Regions from separate parts of the Homo sapiens genome. Here regions 1, 2 and 4 are each linked to region 3. Evidence: chromatin contacts called from ENCODE Hi-C or POLR2A ChIA-PET data. All regions are on one chromosome and are shown on one strand. The core of a region is the stretch at or near the end of the contact, and the rest is flanking DNA. Distances in the headings are between cores, read along the strand shown.

Region 1 (2,700 bases), core at 178-2,677, 680 kb before region 3:
CCCACCAAGAAGGCTGGCAGTGAGTTTAGTGTGCTTGGTTTCAATGGAGGGGCACTGCGCAAGCCTGGGGGATGTCTCAACTTCTCCCTGCAAAGACACAAGCCCAAGGTCACGACCTCTGCACTAGTGACCCATTCACAAAAATAAGTGATTGACAGGGAATTGGCAATGCAAATCCAGAAAAGAGCAAGGAATCAAGACATGCACATGCAGAAAAGAACACTTAGAAAGTGAATACAAGATGAGGAGATGGAGACAATTACAGGCACTTTCAAAAAGCTGTCAGCAAGGAGGAGAACAAGGGGTTGAAGGTCTTTTTATCGAGTTTTGTTTGATCTTTCACGAGGAGAGACACATTTGCCTGATGGTCGCAAGAGGTTGGTAGAGAAGGAGAGGCTGAAGGTGCACGGGAGAGGTGGCCCTGGGGAGAGTCTCCCAGTGGTTTTTTTTTTTAAATTTTATTTTACTTTAAGTTCTGGGATACATGTGCAGAATGTGCAGGTTTGTTACATAGGTAAATGTGTGCCACGGTTGTTTCCTGCATCTATCAATCGGTCACCTAGGTATTAAGCTAGTGTGCATTAGCTATTTGTCCTGATGCTCTCCCTCCCCTTGCCACGCCCCCCTAACAGGCCCCGGTATGTGTTGTTCCCCTCCCTGTGTCCATGTGTTCTCATTGTTCAGCTCCTACTTATGAGTGGCAACATGCAGTCTTTGGTTTTCTGTTCCTGTGTTATTTTGCTGAGGTTGATGGCTTCCAGCTTCATCCATGTCCCTGCAAAGGACATGATCTCATTCTTTTTTATGGTTGCATAGTATATTCCATGGTGTGTAGGTACCACATTTTCTTTATTCCAAGTGGTTTTGGCCTTGGGAGGTGAGCGAATTCTCATCTGCTGCTTCCACCTTCTTTGTGACAAGATGTGCCACTTTGGAGCCACACCTCTTGTTTTTATGTGGAGGAATTTCAGTAGGCCCACCTCCCCTGGCTCTCTCCCCACCCAGCCCTCCCTCTCCCTGTGGTCAGTGTTGGCTCCTGGATGGAGAATCTGGGAGAAGGAGCTAAAGAAGCTCACCTGGACCCAGGCTTGCTCGCCCCTGCTGAGCCCTGTACGTGCTCCCTTCTTTGCATGGCCCATGTTCTCAGTGACTGGTTCCGAGGTGCCTGGTGGGTATACAACCGGGTGTGTGGGAATACTGACTCTTCATGGATCCTCAGACAGGAGGCTGGAGGAGCATGTAGGCAATGAGAGTAAAATGCCTTTTAGACTCTGCTTTGCAAAGCCGTGCCTTGGAGGGCAGGATTCTGGAACTCAACCTTTCTCTCCCCTTTTGATCAAGCAGCTCAACCCTTATGCCCCTCTTTTGTTTCTGCTTCCTGGTAACATTTCTTTTGAAGAAAGTTTTCTTGTGGTTAAAAAAAAAAACTTTTAAAGAAAACCTACAAATCTAGTGCAACTGCCTCATTTTTCAGATAAGGAGGCCCAGAGAGTCAACTCTTTCACCTTTCTAGATTTCAGTTTTGATTTGCGAATTGACTATTTTTCTTAAATTGGAGCATATTTTTTATCCAAGTTCTGAACTGGAACCAAAAGAATCACCATGAAACACATTTCCTTTGAAAACTGAATTCAGGTCAGTGACATTGGCGATAGCCAGGCCAGCAGCGGGGGACGAGGAGACCCATGTGTGAAGCTGCTCCTTTCCCTCCGAGTCAAGTGCATGCAGCCGGACCAGAAGTTGGTGCTTGCAGATGTGCAAAGTAACCCGGGAGCTCCTGATTTCTGGCATTTTACATAGGTCCAGGGTTCACATGTAGTGGGGAAGATGTGCCTCTGCCAGGCATCTGCTGGCCACTGAGCAGTCCCCTCCAGAGTCAGAGACTGTGGATCAGGAAAGAGCAGGGAGAGCGAGGTGAGGACACACGGGTTGGCTTTGCTTCTGGCACCCACCTTCTCAGCTGGTGGGTGGCCTGTCTCCCTGTCTTAGCTTAGGCTGCCATAGCAAAATCCCACAGACTGGAGGCGCTTAAACAACAGTTCTGGACGCTGGAATTCCAAGATCAAGGTGTCATCGGGGTTGGTTTCTCCTGAGGCCTCTCTCCTTGGCTTGCAGATGGTCATGCTAGAATTAGGGCTTCAGTGTATGACTCTGGGGAGGACATGATTCAGTCTATAAAACTCCCTTAACTCTCTGAAGTGAAGCTGTTTTGGTCGGAGGCTTATCCTCTCCCACATCTCTTCCTGTTACCTGAATCAGGCCTGGCACAGTTCTCAGGACCTCTTTCAACAGCCCCTGGCATGGCCTGGGAATAGATGTATTCTGCTCTTTAAGGTCCGAAATCCTCAAAACCCAGCTGAGTGCTGGGAAAAGTACCCTTCTCTAATATGACACAAATGGTTTAGGTTAACTTGGCCCAAACTCTTAATTCTACAGCCTTCCTACAATTTCCTACTTTTTTGTCACCAGCTTCTCTCTGACTCCTTGCTAAGTTCCTCAGGCCTGCTGGCCTCAGACCAGCTACAGAAGTCCATCCTTTTACAGTCTCCACACACTCACAAGCAGCATTTTCCCTGGTCACTTAACTTCCGGATGGTTTCCACGTGCAACAGCCTTCTGCGACCTCCTCCTGACCCTCAGCCCTTCATCTTCCCCAGAGCTGGGGCTCCCCTGTTTATTTGGCCCCTGGGAAGTGTGGCC
Region 2 (2,700 bases), core at 49-2,548, 970 kb before region 3:
GCCAACAAGCTTTCATTGAGCAATGTGTAAGAACTGCTGAGGGGGAACAAAATAATCCACCTCAGAACAGAATCTCTCCCCAGAAAGCTCAGGCACCATGCGTTGCAGAACAGAGAGGCTTGTTTCCGGAATGAAGACAGGGTTCAGGGGCACCTCGAGTAGCAGCTGAGGCCTGAAGCACTGCATCTAGAGCAGTGGTTTTCAAAGTATGGTCTCTGAGACAACAGCATCACCTGGGATGTAGTAAAAATGCAGATTCCCAGGGCTTGTCTCAGACTTTCTGAGTCAGAAACTTGGTGGGGTGCAGTGGGGGGGGTGGGGGGGGCAGTAATCTGCATTTTAACAAGTCCTCCAGGTGATTCTAATTCAATTTAAAGTTTGAGAACCATTGACGTAGTCTGGACTCCAGAAAATCATCTTGGAAATTTTGAGCCCTGCTGGATTACAGGCAGGAGGGCGGCAGGGAAGGACCCTGCTTTAAGCTATTGCAGTCATTTCCTCCCTAGTGTAAATGGGGATGGGAGTGGAGGTGGAGGGGGTGAAGGTGAGAACACCGGAGGCAGAGAGGCTGAGGAGGTAGAGGAGCACATCTTTTCTGCCTTCCCTGTGGAAGCAGGATCCACCCAGTGCAATGATAAAGCAGCTGCCTGAATAGGATCCTGCCCTCTGTTTCACAGGCATGGGGTCTGCAAATGCGTCTGGAAGGGTTACATGGTGGGATAGAGTTAGGTGAGATGGCCACAGGGAGGATCTCAGGATCAGTCCGGAGATCAACCCTAACTGGCTGCTGTGTACAACCTGCACAACAGTACATGGTAGCCCTGCTCAGGAAACAGGAGCTGAAATAAATAGAAGCTTCATCCTCAGAGCAAAGAAGAGATATGAAGGCGAATGCCAGGGTTGAGGGGGGCAGTAGATGAAAGAGAAGATGAGCTCCAGAACAAGGTGTTTTAAGGGATTTGTTCTGATCAGGTCTGGTAAGACACACAGACACCGAAATGACTCATTGTAATTGCCAAAGCCAATGCACTGAGAATAGCAGCGGTTTTTTTTTTTTGGTTTTTTTTTTTTTGTTTTTTTGCAGCAAATAAACAGTTTAATAATCACAGGGCCAGCCAAGTGGAAGAATGAGAGTTAGCTCTTAAATCCATCTCCCCAAGAATTTGGAGGCTAGAGTTTTTCAGGGATCATTTGGTGGGCAGGCAGCCAAGGAATGGGGAGTGCTGATTGGTAGGTTGGAGGCTGAAATCATGGGGGTCGAAGCTATCTTCTTGTGCTGAGTCCATTCCGGGGTGGGGGTCATAAGACCAGTCGAGCCAGTTCCATGGTATGGGTTACTGGTCCGGGTGGTGCCAGCTGGTCTATCAGAATGCAAGGTCTGAAAGGTACCTCAGATGCCAGTTTTAGTTTTTACAAAAGTGGTGTTCTCTATAGAAGCGTTTGGGGGAGGTTACAAATCTTGTGACCTCTGGCCACACAACTACTAAACCCCATTCTATCCTCGTTGCTAATTTTTTATTGGTTTTACAAAGGCAATTTTGGTCCCTGAGCAAGGTGGGGGTTAGTTTCAGGAAGGGGCAGTTATGATCTTTGTTTTAAAGTGAAACTATAAACTAAATTCCTCTCCTGTTTAGCTTGGCCTACACCCAGGAAGGAGCAAAGGCAGTTAGCTTGTGAGATTAGAAGCAAGACGGAGTCATTTGGGTCAGATTTTTCTCATTGCCATAATTTCTGTCAGATTTCTCTCATTGTCACAAATTTTACAAAGGCGATTTCATTATGAAGAAAGGTTTTTTGGTTGTTTTTGTTTGCTTGTTTGTTTGTTTTTGAGACAGGGTCTCACTTTGTCACCCAGGCTGGAGTGTAGTGACACAATCTCAGCTCACTGCAGCCTCCAGTTTCCTGGCCCAGGTGATCCTCCCACCTCCACCCCACCCAGTAGCTGGGACTACAGGCCTGTGCCACCACGCCTGGCTAATTTTTTTGTGTTTTTAGTAGAGAAGGGATTCACCATGTTGAAACCAGGTTCAAGACCACCAGACTGGTCTTGAACTCCTGAGCTCAAGTGATCCTCCTGCCTTGGCTTCCCAAAGTGCTGGGATTACAGACGTGAGCCACTGCACCTGGCTGAAGGAAGAAGTTTATTATACTCACAGATTCTCTAGAAACAGGAGACATGGCCCACCGCACCAGGGGACACAGGAGGAAGCCCCAGGCTGGGCAGGAGGAAGAGGGGGCCAGGAGAAAACGAGAGCAACAGTCTTTACCGTGGTTTCCAGGGGATGAGCGGGTGAGGCAAGGTAGGCGGACTCAAGGTTGGCTAGTCTGAATCATTTCCGCAGCCATGGGGGCTGCCCCTAGTGGTCTGGTACCGCTAGGGGAGTATGACAGCCCAATAGCGGAGGTGGCTGGGGTTTGGGGTTTGGGGCTCTGAATTGCTCGGTTTGCATTTGAAAGGCAGGTTGCCTCGTGAGTTGTTTACTGTATCTAGAAATTGACTAATCCCGGCAGGGGCACCCCCTCCAGGGTTTTGCTTCTCTACAGAAAACAAAAGGCATGGTTAATCTACAGGGATAATGAAGTAAGATTCTGCAAGCTCGCCTACTCAATTGACCTGACCACTTTGTTAACACCTGTACACACCTGTGCTGGCCAGCACAAGAGCCCCTAGTAACTTGGGGCTCTTGGACGCTTGAAATA
Region 3 (2,945 bases), core at 308-2,807:
TCTCTGGCAATGATCGCCATTTCACAACACATTCAGCCCACCCGGAACTGATCAATACCACTACAGACATAAGACTAGACTTTATCCATTTATTAACCACAAGGAAATGTACCATTCAGCAAAATTCTATACATTACAAAAGATTATATTTAAAGGGGGGTGGGGAAGACGGACACAAACACACAAACACACACACACACACCCCACAGAGGTACACAAAGAAGACTACCACCCTTTAATTTTCCTGTGGCAAACGAGATAAAGACATGGCCATGAAACCTGTCAATTCGCCCCCGTTTCCAAGAGTCCCCCGTAATTCTATGCCACAAGCTTGTAACTGAATATTAAATTTTACAATAAATAGATCCAATGAGACTTATTTAAAATGTTTCATCTATTGAACTAACTCTCCTGTTATGTACATCTGCACACCTTTCAGCTAGATGCTGTATTTATTTATAGAATTTCAAATACAAAAGACTAGATAGTTTTTCCAACCACTGGTTGCAACCATAGAACGTCCTCACAAAATCAAAATTTCCAATATAAAATGGCCCGTTTATTCCCCCAACCTTGAGCTAAAACCTATTTTATGAGTGTACTATATTTAACAAAAACAATTTCACATGGGTTGTTCTAAACCGAAAACAATGCTTCAATACAAAGCGTTTAAAATAAGTATTCCGTAGGTAAGCAAAATCTATGCCCCAAAAGAGCACACAAATGGTGGTTGAACGCCAGCACATTACCAATACCAAGCGGCATACCTCTTCTGCACTGGGTTATAGTTAATACTCCAACAACAACTACAACTATTTTTAACACTGCTGGACGCTGAAGTTGAAGAAAACGTGAGGGGAGACCCAGATTAAATTGCTGATAGGATGTATTGTTTCCCACAGCCAAAATTAAGCAGCAACTGGCTTGATCTATGTCGTGATATTCACCGGTGAAGCACTAATTAAACGATGACAAAAAGCAACCCTTGTTTTGGAGGAGCCCACACTAAATACTCCTTTCAGATCTCAACCTTTGCATAAATTGTCACTTGTGGTATTTGCGGCTTAATTGCAACCCAACCAGCGCTGTCATCCAGTGTTATGGCCACAAAACATGACTTTCTCACTTCCACAACAACACAGCACTCACTCTTATCAGCTCGCCGACCCAACTCAAAAAGAGAAAAATGCATGGAGGTTTCCAGATCACAATCAGACCTGGGGGCGGGGGGGGGGGGCGGTGGCAGCCGAGGGGCGCAGGGAGTGGGCAACCTCCCCAGGCTCCACTGGACTCTCCGACTCAACACCAGCCGCGGCCCCCAGCAGCGGCCGCCGCGGCCGCAGGAGCAGCCCCACCGCGCCGCGCTCCCTGCACCTACCTGAAGAACAGGAGATAAGAAAGACGGCAAACGCCAACTTTGCAGCAGCTCCCATTTTCCCGAGGCGCCGGGGAATCCGGAGGAAGTTCTCGCTAGATATCCAGTTCCCTGGGTCTTCCTCGGAGACAAACCTCCTGGTGTAAAATCAACCGTCATAAAACATATTCGGAAGCCCAGACCAAAAAAAAAAAAAAAAAAAAAAAAAAACGCTCACTGGGTTAAAAAAAAAAAAGAAAAAAAAGAGCACAACGATAAAAAATAAAATGCACCACGGGGGAAAAACCGCCACACACACGCACAACACACAAAACCAAACAACGAAAAGCCAACAACAACAAAAGCGGGTTTAAATCACTGTCAAAATCACTGTCAGCTCCGCTCGCCTCTCCCGTCTCTCGGAACAAAACGCCAGGCTGAGGCGACGAAGAGGCGGCGGCGGCAGCGGCGTCCGCTGCCGCCCGGACAGTCTGGGAACTGACTGGGTCCGATGTCCGGACCGACCTTCAACCCAGACACCTAAAGTCCGAGGACCACTGGCGGCCGAGCTCGCGGCGGTGGCGGCGAGGCGGCTGCGGCGCGGGGAAGGGGCGGCGGGCGGCAGCGGCGGCGGCGGTGCAGGCGGCGGCCAAGTTCTGGTCCAGGCTCTGGCTCCAGCTCCGGGCTCCGGGCTCGGCCGCGTTTTCGGTCTCCTGGCCTCCGCCGGGCTCCGCCCCCCAAACTTCCGGTTCCGGCCCGAAGCTGGAAGCCAGGCGCAGCGGAGGAACGCTCGGCGGCAGCGGCGGCGGCGGCGGCGGCGGCAGCGGCGGCCGGGCGCAGCGCGCGTGCCGGGCCGGGAGCGCGAGGAGATTGTCGGGGAAGCGAGGCGGGAGCGGGGGAGGGGTGAGAGAGCGAGGGCGGGGCGGAGTGGAGGGCGAGGAGGCGGGGCGGACGGAGGCTCGATACCGCGAGGCCTCGGCGTCCGGCCTGCTTGGGCTAGAGATACCGCGACAAAGGGGCGCGGGCGCCTCAAAGTCCCTAAGCTGTGGCTGGGCTGTGGCCGGGCGAGTAGATGCGGGCTAGGCCGGGCACGACCCGTTTCCAAATCGCGTCCGACGGGCCTGTCTGGAGCGCCCACCCAAAGGGTCAGGAGAAGCCCAAGAGGAAGAGGACCCCGAGGTGGGGCGAGTGGCCAGGGACTTCTCCAAGGGGCGTCTGCGGCGCCCAGTCTTTCCTCTGGGGGGACGCCTCGTCCGCTCTGATACCGAGGAGTCGGTGGAAGGCGGACGTGGGAGCTGTTTCGCCGCGCCCGCCGAGCTGCCCAGGCGAGCTCGCGACGCGCGAGCTGGTGTGTGCGCCCCCAGACTTAGCACTGCGTCCCACCGCTGCAGCTTCTGCACACGCGTGCTGTCTTGGTGACTAGAAAAGAAAAAGAAAAAACTCACGGAGGAAGGGCTGTCCACCCGCTCAGGATATTCACGCCATTTATCACGATGCGCAACTTGAATCCATTCCCGCCGTTCCTTTTACACACAAAGCATTGTGTTGAAAACTGTTTTGCACGTAATAGGTGCGCAAATACTTGTTTACT
Region 4 (2,700 bases), core at 29-2,528, 770 kb before region 3:
GGCGCAGGAAACAGGAAATGGGATTCAGGAGGGTGTGAAAATAGCCCTATGTTCTTCATCTTCCCACTGCCCCAGTTCCTGGCTCATCTCTTCTCTGTGCAGCCTGTGACTGTGTCTGTTGGTAACTTCTTCCCATACTCCAAAGGCTATAAGCTTCAGAGAGCTCAGCTGCCAGGCTAGTGCCCAAGAGGGACAATAACGATAGTGAGAAGCTACATTCAGGGCCGTTAGCACTGGGAAATGGCAGAGAATGCTAGGAAGTCTATGAATGGCCTCCAAGGCTGTTTAGAGCTTATGAAGTCTTCCATTCTCCTTTTGCTGAAAACTCCCATGGAAGTGAAAGGAACCTCTGTCTGGTTTATTTCAAAGGGAGGTTTGTAAAAAGAAAAAAAAAACGTACTTAACTTTATCCAAGTAGCTTCTTACTGGCTAATTTTTAGAGCTAAATATCTTGACTGCTTTAAAACATTTCTTTTTCATATTACACAAAAGAACTGAGGATGGGGTCTGACAATTAGATGCATGTTCCATTTATACATTCTGTTTCTTGCTAGGGAGGTAGCCACTGTGTAAGCCCTTTTAGAAACTATTTTTAGGGAAAAACCACTCACTGATAAGAGTTCATCAGAATAAAATCAACTTAGGAGGACAGTTACTGCAAAGTATTCTTGTTATTTGGGATCAATGAACTCCAAATCCCTTGAAGCTGTTGCAGACCCACAAAATAAGTCTGTTCACCTGTTCACTTGCTAGCGAGAAAAGTAAGCAAGAATGTGCCCGGGGCACTTTTGAGTCATGGCCTGTATTTGGGGGGTATGAGTGGAATTCCAGAAGTTATGTGTAAATGAATAAGCATAACAACCACTTCACTTCCCTCACATGCAGGAAGCAGGCACAAAAAAAGGAGTGTGTGTCTGTGTGTGTGTTTAAGCTATAATCCTGCTACAATTACATCATTCAAAACAACACTATAAATAGTTTCAGTGACAGAGACACATTCAAGTTATCTCAAAAAATGTGTGCTGAGAGCAGTGCTTATCCTACTCCTGCTGCTGGTGATTTAAAACATTTAGGAACCCAGGAAAAGCCACATATCCTAGCCACAGGAAGAACAGGAACTGGAGTAGAGTCAGGTAAAAGGGAGAAGAGGAATTTGTCCAACTCCGCACATGTAGGCTGCCATCCATGTGACAACCAGCTACGCTTGGTGGGCCTGAGCTTCCACCTCATTATTTTTGCTTTCTCATAGTTTTTGCTTCCTCATCTTACTCAGAGTTTCTGTTTCCCTTTAGCTTCTCTGGCCACGTGTTGATCCACTGTGTGTCACAATTTCTCTCAATATACCCTTTCAGCCCCAGAGCTTGCTTCTCCCTGCCTCATTCACCAAGTATCTTAATCCATTTGCATTGCTATAAAGGAATACCTGAGACTGGGTCATTTATAAAAAGCGGAGGTTTATTTGGCTCATGGTTCTGCAGACTGCACAAGAAGCACAGTACCAGCATCTGCTTCTGGTGAGGGCTTCAGACTGTTTCATGGCAGAAGGCAAAGGGGAGCCAGTGTGTCATGTGTCAAGAGAGAGGGAACAAGAGAGAGGGAGGAAGGCACCAGGCTCCTTTTAACAATCAGTGCTGGCAGGAATCAACAGAGCAAGAATGTATTCATTACCAAGCCATTCATGAGGGTTCAGCCCCCATGACCCAAACACTTCCCATCAGGCTCCACCTCTAACATTGGGGATCAAATTTCACCATGGGACTAGGCAGAACCAAACAAACAATCTCCAACCATAGCACCAAGTATCTTCTCATCCTTTTTCTGGGAGAGAATTTGATGGTCCTGTTTATCTTTTTCTATACTGCTGGCCATCCTGAGGATTGATTGACCTTGGGTACAGCCAGTTGTAAACTAGGAATAAAGTCATGTGGTTCAAAGCATGACAGTCTCTATTTTTTTTTTTTTTTTTTAACAACCAGTCTCTTTCTGTAGCTCAGGCTGGAGTGCAGTGGCAAGCTCATAGCTCACTGTAAGCTCCAACTCCTGGGCTCAAGTGATACGCCCTCTTAAACCTCTCCAGTAGCTGGGATAACAGGTGTACACCACTACACATGGCTAATGTTTAAAAAAAATTTTCAGTAGAGACAGGGTCTCACTATGTTGCCCAGGCTGGTCTTGAACTCCTGGCCTCAAGAGATCCTCTTGCCTTGGCCTCTGAATGTGCCGGGATTACAGGTATGAGCCACCATGCTCAGCCCATGGCAGTCTTGGGCAGTCTCCTACCTAGAGGCAATGAATGAGGCAGTTCCTATTAATAATGGTAGGCACCATGGTTGACGTGTCTAATGTAAATGTGTGAGTATGTAGTTAAAATATCCTTTTGGCCAGGTGCAGTGGCGCAAGCCTGTAGTCCCAGCACTTTGGGAGGCCGAGGTGTGCGGATCACCTGAGGTCAGGAGTTGGTCACCTGGCCAACTTGGTGAAACCCCATGTCTTCTAAAAATACAAAAATTAGCCGAGCTTGGTGGTGGGTGCCTGTAATCCAAGCTACTCAGGAGACTGAAGCAGGAGAATTGCTTGAACCCAGGAGGTGGAGGTTGTAGTAAGCCAAGATCACACCACTGTACTCCAGCCTGGGTAACAGAGCAAGACTCCGTCTCAAAAAAAAAAAAAAAATCCTTTTAATTAAACTAATATTAAATT

The links. Hi-C counts contacts between places; a loop is a spot of excess contacts on that map. ChIA-PET counts read pairs that join two places held with the same protein, here RNA polymerase II (POLR2A). Pooled maps may share reads with other maps.
Region 1: a map of CD4-positive, alpha-beta T cell shows a loop between it and region 3 (2.1-fold over the local background). The contact joins the enhancer-like site here to the promoter of ACVR2A in region 3. A Hi-C loop is called at or near these places in 3 of 168 maps with a recorded cell type or tissue (CD4-positive, alpha-beta T cell and naive thymus-derived CD4-positive, alpha-beta T cell) and 9 of 50 pooled maps. POLR2A ChIA-PET finds 5 or more read pairs at or near these places in 3 of 52 experiments (CD4-positive, alpha-beta T cell, Panc1 and activated naive CD4-positive, alpha-beta T cell).
Region 2: a pooled map shows a loop between it and region 3 (5-fold over the local background). The contact joins the enhancer-like site here to the promoter of ACVR2A in region 3. A Hi-C loop is called at or near these places in 4 of 50 pooled maps. POLR2A ChIA-PET finds 5 or more read pairs at or near these places in 2 of 52 experiments (RWPE1 and endothelial cell of umbilical vein).
Region 4: a loop to region 3 is called in a pooled map, with 4 times the contacts of the local background. The contact joins the enhancer-like site here to the promoter of ACVR2A in region 3. A Hi-C loop is called at or near these places in 2 of 37 single-sample maps with no recorded cell type and 7 of 50 pooled maps. POLR2A ChIA-PET finds 5 or more read pairs at or near these places in 1 of 52 experiments (T-cell).

The regions. Positions count from the first base shown.
Region 1 is chr2:148,527,163-148,529,862 of GRCh38, reverse strand. LOC124907896 (a long non-coding RNA gene) reads right to left here. Exons shown (of 2, transcript XR_007087259.1): 2 at 440-2,700. Among named protein-coding and RNA genes, the nearest start is that of EPC2, 120 kb to the left of the region's middle. Within about 2 kb of position 1,427, at least 2 of the 41 ENCODE cell types and tissues checked have a DNase peak (open chromatin) inside an H3K27ac peak, as active enhancers do; they include CD4-positive, alpha-beta T cell, where a contact is called at or near this core.
Region 2 is chr2:148,813,556-148,816,255 of GRCh38, reverse strand. No RefSeq gene overlaps it. Among named protein-coding and RNA genes, the nearest start is that of KIF5C, 60 kb to the left of the region's middle. Within about 2 kb of position 1,298, at least 8 of the 41 ENCODE cell types and tissues checked have a DNase peak (open chromatin) inside an H3K27ac peak, as active enhancers do.
Region 3 is chr2:147,843,641-147,846,585 of GRCh38, reverse strand. ACVR2A (activin A receptor type 2A) reads right to left here and starts at 1,557. Exons shown (of 11, transcript NM_001616.5): 1 at 1,379-1,557. The coding sequence starts at 1,433. RefSeq lists silencers at 1,116-1,195, 1,951-2,060, 2,141-2,330 and an enhancer at 2,457-2,945.
Region 4 is chr2:148,613,074-148,615,773 of GRCh38, reverse strand. No RefSeq gene overlaps it. Among named protein-coding and RNA genes, the nearest start is that of EPC2, 30 kb to the left of the region's middle. RefSeq lists enhancers at 1,227-1,356, 1,358-1,963. Within about 2 kb of position 1,278, at least 11 of the 41 ENCODE cell types and tissues checked have a DNase peak (open chromatin) inside an H3K27ac peak, as active enhancers do.